2 separate regions of the Mus musculus genome follow, and region 2 is linked to region 1. Evidence: chromatin loops called from intact Hi-C (ENCODE). Cell type or tissue: left cerebral cortex. All regions are shown on one strand. Each heading gives the region's core, and the rest is flanking DNA. Links, peaks and the distances in the headings are about the cores only. Region 1 has its middle 12 kb from the start of Gm36911. Region 2 holds the start of Pmepa1 (prostate transmembrane protein, androgen induced 1).

Evidence for each region. A loop is a pair of places that touch in the nucleus more often than their neighbours do. Peaks named below come from ENCODE experiments on the same cell type or tissue, not always from the same donor. Only the 100,000 strongest peaks of a DNase experiment are listed, where the experiment ranks them.
Region 2: a loop joins it to region 1, with 2.8 times the contacts of the local background. A loop is called at or near these places in 10 of 42 quality-filtered maps.

The regions. Positions count from the first base shown.
Region 1 is chr2:173,330,377-173,338,706 of GRCm38, reverse strand. No RefSeq gene overlaps it. Among named protein-coding and RNA genes, the nearest start is that of Gm36911, 12 kb to the left of the region's middle. In left cerebral cortex, for the core only: no CTCF peak of the experiment used is centred there; DNase peaks (open chromatin) are centred at 865, 2,619 and 3,556; H3K27ac peaks cover 707 bases.
Region 2 is chr2:173,275,143-173,283,472 of GRCm38, reverse strand. It overlaps Pmepa1 (prostate transmembrane protein, androgen induced 1), which reads left to right and starts at 6,940. Exons shown (of 4, transcript NM_022995.3): 1 at 6,940-7,385. The coding sequence starts at 7,289. In left cerebral cortex, for the core only: CTCF peaks have their summits at 3,262, 4,123 (motif pointing left) and 6,911; DNase peaks (open chromatin) are centred at 6,404, 6,901, 7,435, 7,946 and 1 more place; H3K4me3 peaks cover 1,487 bases; H3K27ac peaks cover 1,064 bases.

The DNA.
Region 1 (8,330 bases), core at 147-8,146:
GTGACAGAGGTCTCTGGTTTTGATGTAGCATCCCTGGGCCAACACACAGAGAACTCTGCCCAGGCCTCTTACATTGTACAGGAGTCATCCATTGTCCATGTAAATCACACAAGCCAAACGAGCGGTGCCACACATCTGTAATCCTAGCACTAGGGAGGTAGAGGGAGGGGGGCATGAGTTCAAGGCCATCCTCAGCTACATAGCAAGTTTGAAGCCAGCCTGGGCTACATGAGACCTTGTCTCAGAACAACAACAGTGAGATTCAAAATAACAGAAATACATAGGGGAACATTGGGAGTTTGTTTGTTTGAGATGCATTTTATTTGTGTGTATGCGGTGGTTTAAATGAGAGTGATCTACTTGGTCCCCAGTTGGTGGCTATTTGAGGAAGATATGGAGGTGTGGCCTTGTTGGAGGAGGTATGTCACAGGTCTTTGAGGTTTTAAAAATACCTGCACCATTTTTACTTCTTCTTCTTCTTCTTCTTCTTCTTCTTCTTCTTCTTCTTCTTCTTCTTCTTCTTCTTCTCTCTCTCTCTCTCTCTCTCTCTCTCTCTCTCTCTCTCTCTCTCTCTGGCTTGCATTTAGATAAATGAGCTTTCAAATGTCTTTGCTTTACTATCATGAACCCTAACCCTCTGGAACCACAAAGCCCAACTAAAGTTATGTTTCAAGTTAAGATTGCTATGCTTAAGAGATCTATAAAACAAAAATGCCTCTAGCCTATAAGTCCCACTTGCCCAAAGCCAAATAACTTCCTGAGGTTCTGGAATGCTTTTGCTCATGCACACTAACAAGCCATGTGCTTTCACTTCTCTAAACAAGGTTGGTTGCCCCGACGGCACAGGCTGCGCTTGACCACACGGAAGTGGGAGTTATGTAGGCAGGAAGTGCACCAGGATGCATGCTTGCGGCAAACTGGACCAAGGCAGGAAGTATGTAGTCTTGAGGGTGTTGCCTGTAGAAACACAGAACTAACAGAATTCACAGCTATTTTTGGGGAATCCTGGGTTTGGGCCTGGCCAATGTCCATCATTCTGGCCAGTTTTTAATAAAATTACTTCAAAATTGGCTCAAAAATCCTAATAGTGGTCTTATTCTCGACCAGTGGGATTAAAAGTGACCTCAGTCACAGGGCTTTATCGCAGCGATAGAAAGTAACCAATGCAGATGTATGCGCGTGTTTTGCCTGCGTTCGTGTCTATGTACTATGTGCATGCCTGCTGCCCAGAGGTCAACAGAGGGAGTCTGATCCCCTGCAAGTGAAGGGACGAATGGTTGTGAGTCACTGTGAGGGTGCTGAGAACCAAACCTGGGTTCTCTGAAAGAGCAGCAAGTGCTCTTTACTGCTGAGCCGTCTCTCCAGCTGTTCCGGTGGGGACTTTTCATGGTATCAGTGTTCTCAGAGCACGGTGGAGTGCTCCCAAGATGTCACATTCAGGCCTTGTTCACACTACAAGCTACACCCACAGGCATATCATGAGGTTCAGCAGCCATGTTTGGCCCTAAGAGGAAGAAGTCTGGCTGTCAAGAGTCATGATTTAATCCGGGCCTAGTGGTGTAAATCTGTAATCTGAACACTTAGGAGGCTGAGACAGGAGGACTGGCCAGAGTCTGAGAACAGCTTGGGTCACACAGTATATTTTGAAGGATAATGAAGTGCATAGTTTCTGGAAGTTTCTGAAGTGTATAGTTTCTGGTTTGTTCAGCTTCTTCAATTGTTCCTTTGCCTGAGTTACATATGTAGTTACTAAATTTCCCAGACTCTGGGGTTAAGGGACAATAGACTGGGAACTTTGGAGTGAGGAGTGTTGGTGCATGGGGTAGGTGGAGCCCCTATGGCCCCTGCCCAGCCTGAAGCCCTGTTCCTGTCCTGTCTGGCTGTGCCAATACCACTTCTGTGTACATACACACACACACATGCACACACACAGCACACACACACAGCCTGCACACACACACAGCATGCACACACACACAGCATGCACACACACACACACAGCATACACATACACACAGCCTGCACACACACACACACACACACAGCCTGCATACACACACAGCATACACATACACACACCCTACACACACACACACACACACACAGCCTGCATATACACACACACAGCATGCACGCACAGCATGCACCTGCACATACTCACACAGCCTTCACACACTCACACAGCCTGCACACACACACAGCCTGCACACACACACAGCCTGCACACATATATACACACACAGTCTACGCACACACACACAGCCTGCACACACGTGCATACACACACATAGCCTCCATACACACACACACCATATACACACATACACACACACACACAACCTGCACACACACCCTGCACCCTGGCCGTGATGGAGATTGTCACATCCTTCCAGAGTCAGAATCTTGGAAAGTGTTATTTAGCAATGACTTGAGACTGGAGACCCACTTGTGCAGAGACGGGGGCACTTTCCCAAGCTGTCTGCAGGACGGAACAATAAAAAGTTGTTCCTGAATCCCAGGCCTGAGGATCTCACTCAGCCTCCGGTTTCCTTCCTCTGTCGCTCAGCTCCTACCTCCTTCACCACACCGGAGGCTCTGCAGCCAGACAGCCTGCTTGTCTTCCTGCCAGCTGGCAGAGACGTCTGGACCCCGGTCACTCCACTCACGGGACTGTTCTCTGGCCCAGAGAAAGAGACAAACAGGGCAGCCAGCTGTACTCAGCTCCTTTCTCTCTTCCCACTCCCCCACCCCCCCCCACCGCTACCACGGACAGGCAGGGTGAGAAGGCAGAGACCAGAAAACCCAGTGTTCTGAGGACTGATGTCTAAGGTGCTCTGGAGAGCTTCTGGAAAACACTTTTGTGAGTGACAGCTTGCAGCTACCCTCTCACCCTGGTCAGAACGCCTCCAGCCCCCCCCCCCCCGGTGGCTCCATAACACCCCACTGTCCCAGTGCCCTTGGGTGCAGCGGTGACCTGGCTACCAGCCTTCTGAAAAGGCAAGTGCTGTGAGGAGAAGCAGGCTAGGGACACATCACCATGCCCCTTCCTGCGTCCCTTGCCCAGCGTCACCTGGTCCAGGAGGCCTCTCTTTACCGGCCTTTTTTCTTTCCCATGCATAAAAAGCAGGAGGCTTTTTCTCATCACCTTGCAACCTCCCTCCCACACATAGCAAAGTGGCATCCCTGGATGTGAGATTGTGGAACCCAAAAGTTAACACACGGTAGCATCTGCACCTGCCTCTGCCTTGATCTCCAGCCTCCGCCTCCCTGAACCAGGGTTCTGAGAAGTTCACTGGAACATGAAGGACAGGGCATGGCCTAAAAAGACAGCCGCCAGCTGTTCCTCTCACTGTAGGTCTGACAGACACACTCTGGGGAACCCGCATCTCCCATATGGCTGTGGAAATGGGAAAACATCTTTAGAAATCAAAAGTACACTTCCCAGGAGAAATGGAGGCTCCTTCATGGGGTTCTGGCCCAGAAAAGAACTTTCTGGAAAGCAGGGAAGCTGCTGTGTTTGTTATCCTCCGGGAGAGCATTTCCAGCCGGGTGTGAATCTTCCTGCAGTCGCCCTGAGGTGGCAGACACCCCCTGCTCTGCTCCAGCTGCCTATGCAGCAATTCATTTGTTTACCAAATGTCTGAAACGTCTAGACAGGTTTTGGGGGTCAGACACTGAAGTCCCCCCGGCGGCGGCTTCTGCAGGAACTGAGTGGAAAGCTAGGCGCTGCTGTCTGGAGCTCCTGGCTTACCCGTGTGTTAATTCCCTGCCCTTTTTATCAGCTGACAGCTTCCCGCAGATAAAGCGGATTTCATTTAAGCTTTTGCTCACCAGGCAAGATGAATATCCCAAATTCCAGGCTTCTCCCCAGGGGTAGGAAAAGAAGGGGATGTTTTGGAAACATTGTGGATCCACAGAAGTCATCAGAGCTCTGGATACCAAATGAGGCAGGCACCCCTGAAGGGAATGGGGGGTGTGGGAGAAAATGGCCCTGTCCCGGTGAGGGTCAAACGCACATACAACAGTCGTGGTTTTGAAGAAGAGGTCTGGCTGGCTTCTGAAGTCAAGACCAGAGGGAACAGGCAGGCGACAGACCCTGTGGATTAATCACGAAATTGTCACCTTTTAACTGCGTACAGGGAAGCAGGTCTCCTTTCTCTGTACCCCAGTCGCATCAACAAGTATCCAAGACCAAGGGCAAACATCTCTGGGAAGACCCCAATTGTTCTGCTGTCACAGGGGAGGTGTCTGTGTGCTGTCCTTTCTCGGGTCTGGGAGACCAGAAGCAATGGAAAATCCTTGCACTGAGACAGGGGATGTACAAGTCTGAGTTAGAGACACAGGGTGGGGCTACCAGTCTCCCAGAGCCTCTGCGCAGGGGTAAAAGATAAGCTGAAATAGGATGGGACAGAATAGAATCTGGCTGTGAGGCAAATGCTTGCCCCATAGGAATGGCCTGCTGTGGCTACCAGCACAGGGTCAGGCCAAACTAGGACCCTGACTTGTGTCTTGCTTATTTCTTACTTAGTGGGTGGGTCTCAGACAAGCAGCACAAACCTGTGAGGCTGGGCTGGGCTGGGCTGGGCTGGGCCTCTCTGGCAGGATACTGAGCCATTTGCACCTCTAGCTATCTCCACAGAGGAGTCTGAATTCCAGTGGCCTGGGATTCCGGCTCTACACCAAGTCCAGGCAGGCAATGGATAGTGGAATCTGGTGACAGAGATTGGCCATGCACATGGTCTGTGGGTCATTGTGCTGGGTAGTAAGTATCTTTGTAGCTCAGCACAAGTGAGATTATCTGAGAAGATGCAACCAGTATTAAGAAAATGCCTCCATAAAACTGGCCTGTAGGCTAGCCTATGGGACATTTCTCTCTCTCTCTCTCTCTCTCTCTCTCTCTCTCTCTCTCTCTCTCTCTCTCATTCTCTCTCTCTCTCATTCTCTCTCTCTTTCGCTCTCTCTCCCTCTCTCTTCCTCCCTCCCTCCCTCCTTCCCTCCTTCCTTTCTTTCTTTTTTTTACTGGTTATCTTATTAATTTACATTTCAAATGTTATCCCACTTCCTGGTTTCCCCTCTGCAACCCCCCTATCCCATCCCCCCTACCCCCTGCTTCTATAAGAGTGCTCCTCCACCCACCCACCCATTCCTACCTCACCACTCTAGCATCCCCCTACACTCGGGCATCGAGCCTTCACACGACCAAGGGTCTCCCCTCCCATTGATGCCAAATAAGGCCACCCTTTGCTACATAAGCAATTGGAGGCATGGGTCCCTCCATGTGTACTCTTTGATTGGTGGTTTAGTCCCTGGGAGCTCTGGGGGGGGGGGGGTCTGGTTGGTTGATATGGTTGTTCTTCCTATGGGGTTGCAACCCCTTTAGCTCCTTTAGTTCTTTCTCTAACTCCTCCACTGGGTTCCCACTCTCAGTCCCATGGTTGGCTGCATACGTCATCCACATCTGTATTGGTCAGGCTCTGGCAGAGCCTCTCAAGGGACAGCTATACCAGACTTCTGTCAGCAAGTGCTTCTTAGCATCAGCAATAGTGTCTGGGTTTGGTGTCTGCATATGGGATGGATCCCTAGATGGGGCAGTCTCTGGATGACCTTTCCTTCAGTCTTTGCTCCACTCTTTGTATGAGACATTTTCTTAATCAATGATTGATGTGGGAGAGTCCAGTTCATTATGGGCAATGCTACCCTGAGGCTGGTGGTCCTGGGTTATATAAAGAAGGGGGCTAAGCACACCATGAGGAGCAAGCCAGTGAGCATCATTCCTCAAAGATCTCTGCTCCCAGTCCCTGCCTTGAGTTCCTGCATGACTTCCCTCAGGAATGACCTGAGAGCTGGAAGCAGAACTAAATGTTTCCTCCCCTAGTTGCTTTTGGTGGTGTGTTTATCACAGTGATAGAAATCTAACTAAGACAGTCTGCCTGGCTGTTACAGATTCTGTTAGGAGAAATTATATAGCTTTACCACCTGTAGGTGACTTGGCTCCCAGTGGTGTCCCAACTCCTCAGTGTCTCAGCTGGGGTAATAGAGAAAGGAGCCTGCACAGGCAGTCATGTGACTAGAATCCACAACCAAAATGAATACAAGAATTCCTAAGGAAGCCAAAGAATATACAAAGGTGCTGTTGATGCACTTTCTTATGTGTCACACCGAAGTGCAGCTGTGTGCAAAGCTTCCACTGGAGACACAAAGCAGAGGGCTCATAGTTCACACCATGTTGGGGGGGACACAAGGCAAAGGGCTCACAGTTCACACCATGTTGGGGGGGACACAAGGCAAGTGGCCCACGGTTCACACCATGTTGGGGGGGGGACACAAGGCAAAGGGCTCAGAGTTCACACCATGTTGAGGGGACACAAGGCAAAGGGCTCACAGTTCACACCATGTTGGGGGGGGACACAAGGCAAAGGGCTCACAGTTCACACCATGTTGAGGGGACACAAGGCAAAGGACTCACAGTTCACACCCACTTGAGGGGACATAGGGAGAAGATCTCACAGCTCACACTGAGTTGGGGGGACATAGGATGAAGGGCTCAGAGTTCCCACTGATTTGAAGGGACACAGCACAAAGGGTTCACAGTTCACACTGAGTTGAGGACACAGGATGAAGGGCTCAGAGTCCACACTGAGTTGGGGAACACAGTGCAAATGGCTCACAGTTCACACTGAGTTGGGGGAACACAGTGCAAATGGCTCACAGTTCACACTGAGTTGGGGGAAACACAGTGCAAATGGCTCACAGTTCACACAGTTCTGGTTCTTGTTTATTGTTTTTAGTCTGGAGATTGAACACAGGCAGGGCTTGCCTGTGCTAAAACATACGCATGCAAAATGAAACTGTATAAAATAGAAAAGTTCAGACTAGCATAAAGATTTCTGAAGTCAGTCTTTGAATGATCTTTGGTCAATTATTAATGTATTCTAGAATTGCAATTGAGCAAGCTTCTTTATTCATAAGCACTGCTGGGAGAACTGAGGCAGCTGGGTGCAGACTAGTCTGTGTATCTGTCTCTATGTCTGTCTCTGTCTCTCTGTCACTGTCTCTCTGTGTCTGTCTCTATCTCTGTGTGTGTCTCTCCCTTTCTGTGGTGTTACTTGGGGAAGGGGGTGGAGGGTCACCAAGGGACAGAAGCAGATGCTTTCATGGGACACCCAGTCCATGCTGAGAGATGCTTTGACGCAACACACACACACACACACACTCACACACTCACACATACACTCATACACACACACATATGCACACACACACACACACACATACACATGAGATTGCTCTGTATACTAGCGAGTGTCATGACAAGTCACAGGAAGCCACCAATTTATGAAGACCTCAGGCTGCATTGTTCTAGACCCAAACTTAGTGATGGGTAAGTTCAGCCATAGCCAGGAAATGTTTTACCCCCAGGGGTAAGCACAATAAGGAAAAGGAGGGTAGGGGTCATAGTCTGGGGCAGCGGGAAGGGATAGTCTGGGGTGGGGAGTCTGGTGGCCCTGCCCTGGGTCCCATGACATCTCTGTAGTATTTTAGGCAGGAACACAGCGTGGGGAGGGCACCTCTGGCTGCCTCTTCCAGCTCTGAGGCTGACAGTCTAACTGGCTTTTGTGAAGTGCCTGGAGCTAGACACTATCAGACCCAAGAGTGGCCTAGCCTGACACCTGACCGGTGTCTCTGAGAGACGTCAGGCCTAATGGGGAGAATGAAGCTGAGGCCCAGAGGTCTGACAGAGTCTGTGCCCTGGGATCTAGAATAACACCCATGGGGCTGTAAGCAATCCTGCAACAGGCTCTGGCTGCCCTGGCTAAGACAGCACCCCAGCCACGGACAGGCACATGTCAGCACCTTTAGATGCACCCCCAAGGAACCAAGAGAAGACTGTGAGGCCAGACAAAGACACCCACTCCTCCCCAACCTCGGCGATGCAGAGTGGTCAAGAGTAGCTGGATGCCTGCTGTGAATTGCCAGAGCCATAGGCTGCAGGCAGATCAGACACAGAATAGAGCTTGGACAGATTTCATCTCTAGTTTCTTTCTAATTGAGGCCTCGTTGGCACATCAGGCCTTCTTTCTCCTCTTGTGCACTGTCTAGCACATGCATATTGAACAGTCCTGGAGCCCAGTGCTAAACTTAAGTCAGGTTTTCTGCTGAAAGTCGCGTATGAGCTAATGGGTCTCACCAAGAGTCACCTGGGACCCTGCATTCTGTCATGGGTGCCCCTCATCCCATGCAGTATCCCTTGCAGGCCCAGTACTCCCTGTCTGGCCAGCATCCCTCTTCTGCCCTCTGGGAACAGTATCCCAGATCTCTTTCCAGGAGCT
Region 2 (8,330 bases), core at 7-8,006, 55 kb after region 1:
TGAGAACCACTTTATAGTATTAACCAGTTACATGCATTATTCTTGACAACAGATGCAGAAATTTTTGCAAGTACTTCTGACCCATTAAGTCAACTTGAAGATAGTTCTTTGGGGAGTGTTTAGCCATACAGTGAACATCTGGACTCTTTCAGGCAGCCTGAAGCTCAACCTGCAGTATAAAGGTGTAGACACCAGGCTACTGAAAACCAACAAGGAGCCCGAGGGTTTCCGTCTAGAGCCAGGAGGGAGCCTGGGCTCAGCTCTGGCTTTCAGAAACACCTTACCTAAGCTATGGTGTCCGTCCCAGGCCTCCCTCGGCTTACTCGTGAGCAGACAGGACTGTCTGAAAGGGTCCTTTCCTTCTCATCCTCCCTCCTTTCTGCCTTCTGCCTTCCTGCTGCAGTTCCAAAGCCTGTCTTTCAGGAATCAGCTGTCCTCTGGAGTGGGGACCGATGTGAAGGACGGGGACAGACAGATGCCATTGTCTTGGGCATGGATGTCATGGCTGTTGAGCTAAGCCTCTTTGGCTTACTGTTGGGACCTTAAAGCATGGTGACATGTGTGCCCTACAGCTAAGTTCCTGTGTTCACACTTAACATGCAATACACAATCAAGAAAACTTGCTACGCTAGACACACAGGGATCACACTGCATGGATCTGCAGGTGCACATATATACATGAAAATAGCGTGTATTCACAAGCTCACCACACATGCAACATGTACACACACGTGCACATTGACACGCTATGGCTCTCTGCTATAACCAGGGAAGTACTTGTTCTTGGTAGGTGCTGAACAGGCTTCTAGGTACTTGGTACACAGTGGGCAGAGAGGAAAGAGCCATTATCAAGGAATGAAGTTGCCTCCAGTATGATCTGCATGCTTATGTGACTGGCCGTCCTCAGAGAACCACAGAGCCTCTACTGCGCCACAGAGCTCAAAGGCCATGGGGACCCACAGGGAAGAAGCTATGCGGGCTTGTCTTCCTGACATGGCCAGGCAAGTGCCAGCAATCAGGACCTCATGAGCATGCATAGGCTGCTTCTGCGGAGTTACTGCTCTTCACCCTCATTGTGAAATTCTGCCCCGCTGCCACCTAGGTTCGGCGAGGTGAGGTCACTGGGCCAGGTCACTCACGAGGCATCCAGAAGTGTCTGTCTCTCACCTCACCAGCTTCTCTGGCCTTGCTGTAGACACAGCCATTCTGCCTCCTAGATAAGCTTGTATAAAAGGGGAACAATGAAGAAAGGTGAATGGAGATCTTGGAGTTCACAAGGTTGGAGGGGCCTGAGATGTCTAGCAGCACCGAGGCAGAAGGGTGGGGTCAGGGCAGGGATGCAGAGGGCCATCTGCCCCACTGTGGTTTCAGACCCAAGCATCCAGCTTCCGCATCTCCTCCTAAACTCACCCTTACCTCAAACCCCAGTGTCCCTCCTTTGTCAAATGAGAACAATAATAGCTTGGACTCCAGGTTTTGTGTGGTACAGTATCGTAAGAACTAGTTCCCGGTGGGACCCCAGGCATATTTATGGAATTACAAGGAAGAATGTGAGGGGCAGGCAGGCCCCGATAAACATTAAGTAAAACATGCCTGGAGAAAGTCCAGAGAGACTAAGCCTGGCTCAAGGCATGCTGGGAATGACCTGGGGGAAATGCCTCAGCTGGAAGGACTTTCAAAGGTCATAAGCCAGGAGAAGATCTGGGATGGTGAGTCATGAAACCACCTAGGGCTGCCTGGGACTGCTTCTCCAACGGCTGCTTGGTCCCTGTGAAAGGGGCGGTGGCCAGAGGTAGGGAGGGGGAGGACTGGCCCCAGTGAGGTCTCTCACAGCAAGCCCTTTGTTGACTGAGCCATGACTTTCCAGAGTGCCCAGCCTCTGGCAGCCAGTGGGCACCATAAAGACATTGCCAGACTCCATCAGGCCCAGTCAAACCCCATGCTGACTCCTGCTCACCCTCATTTGGCAGCCAGTGTGAATCTGGCACCTGCACAAGGCTGGCCACAGGACTTTTGAAGGCCTCTGCTCAAAAAGTATTAACCATCACTCAGTTTGTGACAACATGGTCAGAGGATCTGGGAGCCGAGCCCCGGGCCTTTGGAGTGAGCCTGAGGTCCTGTGAGTGTGTGGCTCAGAGAAGGAGCCTAACCTGCAGCTGGCTTCGCACTGGCCACGAAGAAAGCAAAGCCCCCTCATGGCCAGGACAAGCCCGATTCTCTCTGCATGTTCCTCTGGAGCAGATCCAGCTCAGAGGTAGGGCACAGGGCCATGCTGTCTGGAGTCCCTGAAAGGCCTGCCCCGCCAGTTCCCTGGGGACACAAAACCATTTCATAATTCTGTGACCATAGCTGGATTGGGAAATAGATTCCCCAACTCCAGACTTCCTGAGACCAAGAGGGCCCTTAGCTCCAATACCACCCACAGCTTTAACCCTGCCTGGCATTTGCCACCTCAGTGGCGTCACTCTCACCTGGCTCTGCCTTCCCAGAAAGGCTGCCCCAGCTTCCTAGCCTCAGTCCTTCTGCTGTCTGATCTTCCATTGCATCTGTCTCTGAGTTATCACCAGATTCATGTCCATACATGTACAGTCTGGTCTGCCTCACCTCCAAGAATATGCACCCCAGGAGGGCCGCTACCAGGACAGGATGGCTCCCATCTGGCCTTCAGAGCGAGAGGACCCCTTGGGCCTTGACTCCAGCTTAGCTGCCATGTCTGTGGTCTCAGCTTGTCTTGCTTTCAGCCCCTACACCAGTGGGCCACACAGAGCCCAGCCTAGACTAGGAGGACAGTTTGTTGTCTAATGAACAAATAACCTAGCCAGGCATGATAGCACAATTACTTGGGAGGCTGAGGCAGAAAGATTGCAAGCTCAAGGTCATCCAAGGCAACATAGAGCTATTTTAAAAAGGAAGGTTATGAATGTGGCTCGGGTATTGCGAGGGCAGGTGTCAACCCCGGGTACCTGACAAAGGGAACGAGGGAGGAAACTCTTTCTCTGACCTGTGTCCCTTAGCCTGGTGGTGAGGAGCACACCACTCCTGGCAGAAGGAGTCCCCCACCTTCATTAACGCCATCTTGACACTGCTTCACTCCCTCTGGACAGAAGGCACTCATCCCGACAGTGGGCTCTGGCCTCACAGCCAAGTTCTCAGCACAACCAGAGGTACCTGGGCCATCAAATAACAGCCATTCATTCAGGTCATTGAAAGCTTTAGCTCAGACATACACTTTAGCATAGGTGTGACCCAAATACCGTGAGGTAGATACTGGTACTGCACAAGGGGTGTCTGAAATTCAGATTTAATCACGTGTCCTGGATTTTCTCAGCAGCCCCCACACCTGAAAGCCCCCGGGGGGTGCTAACAGTGTAGCCCATGGTCTTTCCAGAACTCTTCCCTCTCCTACCGACTGCTTTAGCCAAGGGCCTTTTCATAGGCAAGCCATCAGTCTACTGGCCTGCAAAATGGACATTAATGATCGCAGACTCCTCCCTCCCCAGGGGTGCCCTGAGGATTCAGTGAGCAAGAATTGCTATGTTCCCCCTCCCCCTGCCAACCCCCTCCCGCTCGCCCCCTCCCCGCACACACACACTCAAGGCCTGAACTCCCTCTCTGAAGCCCTGTTATGACCTTGCCATCACCCGCTGTCCCATTTTGCAGAGGAGGAAAACAAACTGAGGTGAAGACACTCAACTGAGATCACACAGCCGTGCTCACTAAGCTCTATGCCCGGCAGGTAGGCCCAGACACCATGAAGCCATCCAATCTCATTTTTACTGTGATGGGGTCAACAGAGTAAGGTCACACTGTAGCACCCAGTAAATGGTGGTCATAGCTGTCACCCCAGACAGGTCAGTGGGAGGTCAGGGCAATGGGAAGGTTGGTTGTTTTCCAACTCATTGAATTTATTGGTTGGTTCTACCTGCTACCGTCTAACCTCCTCTGCTGTGTAAAAGCTACCTCCTCTCGGGCTGGAGAGATGGCTCTGTGGTTAAGAGCAGGAACTCTCTTCCCGAACACCCGAGCTTGGTTTCCAACACCCATGTCGCATAGCTTACATCCACCTGCAACCCCAGCTGCAGAAGATCTGACGCCCCCTGCTGGCCTCCCCAGGTACCCCCCACACACTTAGCATTACACATAAAAGGCCAGCAAGATGGCTCAGTAGGTTAAGGACCTGGCTGTCCACCAAGCCAGAGGGCCTCAGTTCAATTGCCGGGGACCCAACTGGAAGGAGAATCAACTCTTGCAAGTCATTTTCTGACCGGCATGCACGCACATGTGACCTGGATGAAAAATAATCAAAACAGAAAGGAAAGAACAGGACTGTTCCTAGGTAGGAGACCAGTTATTATAGACTTGTGGGAGAGCACAGCCGGAGGCAGACGCACTAGGGAGAGTCTAGAACGGTCATGACCTTGAACCGTTAGGGAGAGGAGGAGGGCAAGGGAGAGAGGGGAACCAAGGAGAGCAGCCAGGGGTCAAAGGTTCAAAAGGAGGACAGGGCGGGTAACTAAACTGTATATGCGTTATATAGAGAAGAGCCTCCGGGGGAAGGGCTGGAGAGTTCAGGGTAGAGGGCAGGGGTATGCCCACCATACCCTGTAACAGATAGGGACCAGGGGCTGCTGGGAGAATTTTGAAATGTTAGGCAGGCAGCTCAGACTCTTGCCTCGAGTTTGACACACACACATACATGCGCATGCACACATGTTAAAAACTAAATTAAAAGCTTCCTCGTTTCCAATATAGCCAACGGTCAAGACGTTTCCCATGGATGGACAAGCCAGATCTCCTGTAAGGCCTCTGAAGGACGAGAGCTGCGCCACTGAATTCCTTTGCTAAGGTCCCAGACTCTCACAGTTTGTTGATAGAATAGCAGAACGGATTGCTGGAAGAAGACTGTAGCCATAGCAATCTCTATTGGCCCCATGGGGGTGGGGGGGGGATGGTTTTAAAATATTTTTCCATAAAGGGTAACCTGCTAGGGGCCAGTATTCCACAACACCCCCTACCCCCAACCAAAATCACACACACACACCTACCTTGTAGGAACTTTTATGCAAAGGAATTCAAACCTTTAAATTCCTCCAACTTACAAAATGTTTTTGTAAATCTCCCCCACCTTTTGATTTTGCAAAGCATCCCGCCAACCCCTTCCCAGAACTGAACAGTCCTGATGCAGCTGAGCCTTCCTTTCCTTTGCCAAGATCCATTTAAAACTAGCCAATCTTGAAAGACTGTGAGGCTGGGGCCCCGCACTCGTGGGGAAGAGACACAGTTGCCACCTGCGTTAGAACAAGAACAAATGAATCCCCTGCCCTGTCCTGGCTTTAAGACTGAGCTTATAGCTGGAGCAATGGCTCAACCCTTAACAGTACTTTACTGTTCTTCCAGAGGACCTGGGTTCAGTTTCCAGCACCCTCACGGTGGCTCACAACCATCTGTAACTCCAGTTCCCAGAGGATCGATCAATGGCCTTCTGGCCTTTGACATAAAGGACACACACGTCGCATAGACACGCACAGGCAAAGCATTCATACATATATAAAAAAATAAATATTAAAAACAAAAAGCAAGATTGAGCTGCTATTTCAAACAAATGGACTAAGCACCTTGGAACCTCCCTCTGGGAGGACACTGGGCTCCGCGGTGGCTCCTCCAGGAAGGTCACGGAAGGTTAGGCAGAGGAACCCACTTCCTGGGCTGCTCTGAAAACTATTCTCTCAGCTTCACCTATTCACCAGTCTATTAAAAATAAATAACAAAAACCTGTGAAAGCTTTCCCCTTCTTTAATGACAAGGGACACAGCCCCTTAAAGTCCTTGGATCCCTCGTGGGCAGGGACAGGTACTCCATCAGGCTGTGCAGAACTTAGGCTCCGTCTTCCTGAGCCTTCACCGCTGTGCTTAGCTGAACCGAACACTTTCTCTGGCTGTAAAATGAAGCCAAATAATAATTTGTCTCCCCAAGTTGCTATGGGAGACATTACTATCTGGTGTGCTTCTGGCACACAGTAGGCACGCCAGGCGACTGAAAGTTTAGGAATGGGTCAAGGAGGCGTACTTCATATTTGAGGCTGGCTTTGCGCTAGGGATGGGAGGCCTCTTATGTAACAGTTTAATATCTTTGAAGCCAGAGCACGGGTTCCCATAGCTCTCCAGTAATTAATTAAAACTTAATGAACAAAAAGCACCCTCCCTTGACCCCCTTTTACACTCTGAGCCACACAACCCAGTCGGTGGCCCTTGGGGCGGCAGATAGAGGGTGAGGGTGTGTAACTGCTTGGGTGTCCCATAATAGTAACACACACACACACACACACACACACACACACTCTCACCCCCAGTCCCGGGCACTAATTTACAAGGCAAGGACCAGGGGGCGCTTCTCGGGGCGTGTCTACAGAAATTCCAGTCTATCCAAAAGGCCCAGTTAAAGAGCCGCGCGGGGTTGGGGGTTGCGGAGGGGCTCAGACTAATTCTCAGTCTCCTGAGAAATACAGCTATGGATGGGTCTTTACTCCAGACCCTCCATGCTCTGATCTCCATGCATTAAACTCTTCCAAGGCGCCCCAGAAACCTTATAGTCTTCGGGTGCCCCCAAAAGCCTGGGTGGAGGGCCCCAGGGGCAGGAGTTGGAGAGGAGAACACCTTAACTTTTCGTCTTGATTCTTGTTCTGTGTTGTGACCGCCGCAGGCACGGGGGCTCCCGCGGACCGGGCCTGCGGAGTCTCGAGGGCGCTGGGTCTACGCAGCGCCGGCGACCGGTCTACATGGACGCTAGGCTCGGGCCCTTTAAGAGCCCGCCCCGCGAGCGACGGGCCCGCCCCCCGGGCCGAGGAGGGTGCGGGGGCCGTCGGCGGGGATTGGCGCAGCGCGCGCCCCCTCCGCGGCCCCCGCGCGGTGGGAACCGGCAGCCCCGTCTAGCGCTGACGTCAGACCGTCTGCCTGCCTCCGACCGCGGGCGCGCGGCGCAACCCGATCTCCTTGGACTTGAATGAGGAGCGGGCGGCGGCGCTCAGCTGCGGATCGGCCGGCGCGCAGGCTGAGCCCGGCGGCCCCGTGCCCCGGCCGCCCGCCCGTGCCCCGCACGCCGCCCGCGGCCACGGCCCGCCGCCCCGGGGCTCCCGCTCGGCGGCCGGGGGACCCAGCTCGCCTCGGGGACCTCGGCGGCGCCCCGAGCCCGCGCCGCGCTGCTCGCTGTATGCGGGGCCCGAGCCCCGCGCGCCGGCCGGAGCCGCCCCCGCGCCCCGCGCCTCGCGCCCCGCGCCGCCCGTGACCGCTTGATGGGGGTCAACGGCACCGCCGCCGCCGCCGCCGGGCAGCCCAATGTCTCCTGCGCGTGCAACTGCCAGCGCTCTTTGTTCCCCAGCATGGAGATCAGTGAGTGTGCCCTGTTCCCCCCGGGACAGCCCCGTGGGATCCCCGGCCCGGGACATCGGGATCGCGTGGGGACTCGGGGGCCGCGCGCCTGCCTCGCCCAGGCTCCCCGGTTGCGCTCGCCGCGCCCGGGGCGCGCCCTCCCGGAGGCTCGCGGCAGCTGGCGGCCGGCCCGGCTTTGTCCCGCGGCGCTGCGAGCCTGGCACGGTCCCCGCCGCGCGCGCCCCGCCCGGCCCGACTCGGACCCGGGGCTCGGCGGGGACGTCGCGCCTCTTGGGAGGGCCAGGGGAGCCGGGTCGGGGAAGTTTCCATTCCGTTTTCCCTAGGGGCCGCGGCGATGGAGCAATTAGGCTCTTTATCAACTTTGGGCGGGGGAGCGGGCGGGGGAGACACTGTCTGGCCCGGGAGGTGTCTGGGGCTCCTGGCGTGTGTCTGGAGTGGCCATGGCGATGCGTCCCGGGTTTCCGTGCGTATGTAGAGTGCGCTAGTCTGTCTGTCTGAGTCTCCGCGCGTCTTTTGGTGTCTGTGGTTCAGAGTCGCGGTCTGTGCCGGCCGAGTGCGTGTCCGAGTGTTCCTGCATCTCAGTGTGACTGATTTGCTGTGTGCTCGTGGCGGGGGTTGGGGATATGATCTGGATCCAGCCAGATTTAAGGACCGTTTGTGTTCAGGTGTCTGAATCCAGGGCTCAGCGCTGGCGCGTCTAGCCCACCGCGGATCCCCAGTGTGTGTCATTGTGAATGTCTGTCCCGGACTCCTATAAATAGCCTCTGTCTGGACTGCTTGGCTCACTCTGGCTGGGACGGTGGTTACAAATGAGTCAAAGTTTTGGGGCTGTTTGTGTTGAGACCTCCTTGGAGGTGGTAGACTCAGGGTGGTGAGTGCCCCGTTTGAACCCCATCCTGCACCTCCAGAAGTTGAGATCAGCGAACATCTACTTCCTTGTGTGGC